2 separate regions of the Mus musculus genome follow, and region 1 is linked to region 2. A link is a loop called in an ENCODE intact Hi-C map of the cell type or tissue named here. Cell type or tissue: heart. All regions are shown on one strand. Region 1 overlaps Cry1 (cryptochrome 1 (photolyase-like)). Region 2 overlaps Btbd11 (BTB (POZ) domain containing 11).

Evidence for each region. Peaks named below come from ENCODE experiments on the same cell type or tissue, not always from the same donor. Only the 100,000 strongest peaks of a DNase experiment are listed, where the experiment ranks them.
Region 1: it touches region 2 in a loop (6-fold over the local background); 2 of 42 quality-filtered maps call a loop at or near these places.

What each region holds. Positions count from the first base shown.
Region 1 is chr10:85,153,224-85,155,723 of GRCm38, reverse strand. All of the region lies in intron 2 of Cry1 (cryptochrome 1 (photolyase-like)), which reads left to right. Among named protein-coding and RNA genes, the nearest start is that of Mterf2, 26 kb to the right of the region's middle. In heart, a CTCF peak has its summit at 1,343 (motif pointing left); no DNase peak of the experiment used is centred here.
Region 2 is chr10:85,624,125-85,626,624 of GRCm38, reverse strand. Btbd11 (BTB (POZ) domain containing 11) reads right to left here. Exons shown (of 17, transcript NM_028709.2): 5 at 1,557-1,722. Among named protein-coding and RNA genes, the nearest start is that of Gm40731, 35 kb to the right of the region's middle. In heart, a CTCF peak has its summit at 1,499 (motif pointing right); a DNase peak (open chromatin) is centred at 1,634; H3K4me3 peaks cover 655 bases; H3K27me3 peaks cover 867 bases.

The DNA.
Region 1 (2,500 bases), 470 kb after region 2:
AAGGGACTGTGAGTCACAATAAACCCTTCTGTCTTAACTTGCTTGTGTTTTTTATCATAACAGGAAAAGGCACTAAGACAAGGACATCTGGGATCAAGGGATTGTAACACTGGAACTTTATTGATAGTGCAAAATTATAGTACTTGGGAGTTCTGGTTTGTTTTGGTTTAATTTGAACAGTCTTCCTGATCTCCTAGTTTTAGTCCAGTGAAAACTTCTCAAAGGGAAAATTTGGTCTAAGAGAAATTAAATGAATTGCCCAAGATATACAGTTAGCTCATCTCAGTATCTCTGAGCATATAGAAGCTGATTTTCAGGCGTGGTGGCGCACGCCTTTAATCCCAGCACTTGGGAGGCAGGGGCAGGCAGATTTCTGAGTTCAAGGCCAGCCTGGTCTACAAATTGAGTTCCAGGACAGCCAGAGCTATACAGAGAAACCCTGTCTCAAAAAACAAAAACAAAAACAAAAACAAAAAAAAAAAAAAAAAAGAAGCTGATTTTCCTAACTAACCTTTTATATTCTTTCCTTCCTACTTACTTCATATATGCTCCCTAACTACATATCTGCATATGTTACAGCTATTTGATTTATCATATTTTTGTAAAATTGCCTCCTCCCCAACCCCCCAGGTTTTTGAGACAAGGTTTCTCTGTAGACCAGGCTGACCTCAAACTCAGAGATTCATCTTGCCTTTGCCTCCCCAGTGCTGGGATTAAAGGCTTGTACCACCATGCCCAGCAAAAATAGCAGTATTTCTAATGAAAAAGAGACACTCCTTTTCCTGAATGAGAAGGCCTCCAGCTAGAAACAAATAAGTATTACTTAACCTTCTTTTCCTTCCTTCCTTCCTTCCTTCCTTCCTTCCTTCCTTCCTTCCTCCCTCCCTCCCTCCCTCCCTCCCTCCCTCCCTTCCTCCCTCCCTCCCTCCCTTCCTGGTTAGTATGATAGAAACATTTAATACCTAGCTAGTAGAAAGTGCTCACTACAGTAGAATTCTCATTTAACCTAGGTGTGTGGGAGAATTTTAACAGGAAAGCAGCCTGGAAATAATGGTAGTACCTCATCCACAGCTTATAAAAAGTGGAGAAGGAAATATCTTCTAAGATTTTGGTTATTATAATAAATACCAGGATTTCTATTTTGTTTTTAGACAAACATTTTCTCAGGCCAGCTGTCTTTTTTACATTGTTGAATTTTCTGCTCTGAGACTGGAGAGAGGGCCCAGTTATTAAGAACACTTACTGCTCTTCCAGAAGACTTGAATTTGGTTTTTAGAACCCAAGTAACAGCTCAGAATCATCTGGAACTCCAGTTTCAGGCGATCCAGTGCCCTCTTGTGGCCTCTGAGAACACTGCATGCATTGTGAAATACTTCATACACGCAGGGAAAATACTCATACATATAAAATAAAAGTAAGTAATTTAAGCACATTTTAAAATTTTTCTTCTGGATAGAATAGCATCTTATTGTTTCAAGCCATCTTACACAGAGTTGCTGGATGGTTTATCAGGGAAAGCCCTTGTCACCAGGTCTGACAACTTGAGTTTGATCTCTGGACCACATGGTCCAGGGGAAAAGTGACTCCAGCAAGATGTCCTTTGACCTCCATTGGATGTTGAGGCATGCACGCTCTCACACACACATACTAATCAATATATTTATTAATGAATGCAATATAGGTACATGAATACACAGAAAGAGAGAGCTTCCATTTATTCTGGAACATTTATTTCAGCAACACAAAAAATCAGAACTCTGCTAGGTTTATTCACTATGTGTTTAATCAGTTTGTTGTACCTGGTATTTGTAGAACAAGACATCCAGAAATTACACAGTAGACAGACGCACAAAAAACATTTACCAAAATGGACCACACTCACTAATAAAATAGGTATCAGACAGTTGAAGTCTCACAAATTGTACTTTCTGACTTCAACAGAATTAAATTAAAAATCAATAGCAAGAGAATACCAAATATGTATAAGTCACCTCCAGCAGTATTCTGGGGAAAAATTAATAGTTTTCAAAATTATAGAAAGAAAGGAATCAAAGAACTTTTCACCTCAAAGATAGAAAAGGAATGATTAAGCTAGTTACAAAAAGACATGGCAGAGAAGGACCTTCCTGTAAGTCTGTGGTGCGTAAACACATTTAATATTCAGGGGATGTTCTTCTCTCTGGCTTTGCAGTTTTTCTTGTAGAAAGATGTTCATTAATTCATTCCCAGGAAAGAAGTGAGTGATGGAGACTTTAATGAGTTTAGGAGAAAGAACTGGTGGGTGTGGCTCAGACAGTTCCTTTTCTGCTCCACATACACTCCATTCTCCTCTGAGTAACGTTTGTACCCAGAGTGGTAGCCCTAGGCAAGGAAGTGCTGCTTATGATTGGCAGGACAGGTAACGTTGAGTTCAGATGTGAACCGTCAGCAAGCTGATTTGTCCTAAATCTAGTAATATTTCCTTCAGTTTAGCTTTACTACGGACGCTTTTTATATTTTG
Region 2 (2,500 bases):
CACAACCAACAGGAGGAAGGGGTGGGGCTCTCCATCCAAAGGGCTGTGAAGGCAGTTATTTGGGAAGATATTCATGCTACAGCCTTGTCTCACACTATACACCAGTATAACAATTTTTTACTAGAGATAGTCAGAAAGAATTAAAATTGTAAGCAATGCCAAGTTGGTTTCTGCCCCTGTCTCTAGGCAGAAAGGGGATGAAGTATAGCATACATGAGAGGGGCTCTAGCACTGCACATCGCTGTGGAACTGAAAACTTTACGGGCAAAATTCCAACGTCAACGACAAACTGAGATACCTTGGTTCCACTAAAGGACTTCGTGCCCTGATACAGGAAGAATTCCTCTAAGAAAACAAGAAAACAGTAAAAAATGCTGATAAAAAGCAGGCAAAAGGAAAGTGGACTAGCAGGGAATACATATATAACTAGAGGTGTGCAAAGACTAGTCAGACTCCTAGGGGGAGGGGCAGTACTGAAGACTGAGAATTCAGGAAAGGCTGGTACATTTGAGACACTTCTGTTTTAAAGAAACATTTCCCCAAGGAAATAGAGATTGGAACAAAGATTTGTGTAAGTGTGCTTAGCTCAGCACTAGTCACAAACACTTTAAATATATGATGGGGGAAGGATGGTTAATAAACAAATAGTAATCACTTTATAGAGACACTAAAAGCGACTTAAAAAAGAATATTCATTGACATTGTAAGGTATCTGGAATGTAAAATACTGAAAAAATAAAACAGATAAATAAGTCCCTGGTTTTAAACATACAAGATACACATGATTGTGTACTGAGGATCCCTGACGTTGTCCAAGAAAGTGATTAGCTGTCATTATACAGTCCCTTCTATTCCCTTCGTGGGAGCTCTTTGCAAGAGCTGCCTGTGGAAGAAACAGCCCCATCTGTCCCTTGTAACAGCACTCAGGATTCACACTGAGAATGGCTGTCCATTTGCACGGTCTATGACACCACCACATCCCCAAAGTCCCCTCTGTGACTTGTGGTTGCCTCTCATGGCACCATGTTCAGAATCTGGTTGGTGCTGCCCTATCTGAATGTGCTCTAGGGTCCCCAGACTGACTTTGGTGTCTTTAAACACACCCACCCTAAGAGCACAGTGCGCATGGCCTAGATCTGTCTGGAGCCAACAGCAGACTGGCAGAGAAAAGCCTTTAACATGCCAGTAAAGAGACTTGAAGGTTGCAGAGTCCTAAATACAAACGATGGCCAACCTAGGGGCTCCATCTCCTTTCTGGAACAGGTCTGGTTTTCATTCCTTTTTAAATTTCAGCTGCGACAATCATGTGAGATTTCCATAAAGATGGGCAAGTGTATTTTTAGAAAATTAAAACCAAACCAAACCAAAAACCCCCAAACACTAAGAGAGAGAGAGAGAGAGAGAGAGAGAGAGAGAGAGAGAGAGAGAGAGAGAGAGAGAGAGGCAGGGGAGGGGCATTAATTTTTTTAATCGATCAGCAGAGGGAGCCTGTGTCCCGTCAGCTGCTCGCGCCCAGGCTAAGCACGGGAGGAGATGAGGTCCAAGCAGATTGGTACCTGTTCGCTCATGGTGTTGATTCCATCCGGCCCCAGCAAAGACACTGCCTGCTTCACCAGGTCGGTCCGTCCACAATTCAGCATCCGGAAGCCCAAGTCCTGCTTGAACTTGGCTTCGATGGCCACGGCGTCCAGCTTCCGAGAAGCACAAAAGCAGTCGTCCGCCCTGAGGGGTGGGGAGGGAGAGATGGTCACGTGGGTGCAGCCGCTTTTCCCCCCAGGATCTGGTCCCTGAGATCAAACGTCTTAGCAACCCCCACCGAGCACCTGAGATCCTCGCGGGCTTTTCCTAGGTTTTTGCCTTTTCTAGGTTTCCATTTAAAAGAACTGCCTCAGCCTGCACGGGTGGAGCACTCTTTACTCCTGGAACTCGGGAGGCAGAGGCTGATAGGTCTCTGAGTTCGAGATCAGCCTGGTCTATAACGTGAGTTCCAGGACAGCTAGGACTACATAGAGAAACCCTGTCTCAAAAAACCCAACCAAACAACTGGTGTCTCACTCCGCGCCCGCCCCCCCCGCCCCCCCCCCCCCAATTTCTGGCGGTTCTAAATCCTGTCTTTACTGAGCTTAGGTGTGGTCCCTCAGTGTGCCAGTAGAATCCTCAGCTAAGAATCATTTCATTATGCAAATATTTAGGCATTTTTTAAAAAAATAGGTTAGGTTCTCTGCTGAATGTTTTATCTGAGTTGTTACATTCGGGTCCCACACAATAGAAGGCATAATTCCTATGGGGGGACTGTCCAAAAAACAGGAATGAGGAATCTTTCTGAGGCTACCCCATCTATAAGTGATAGCTTGGATTTGAACCAGAGAAGCATGTGTGGAGAACCCGTCTTCGGATCTTCTGTGCCACTCTAGCTCCCGAGTGCAGAACCTACTGCTTTCCTGTTCACTTGACTGAGCCCTCATACTTGGCTGTGGACTTCTGAGCAGGCATTTGCCTG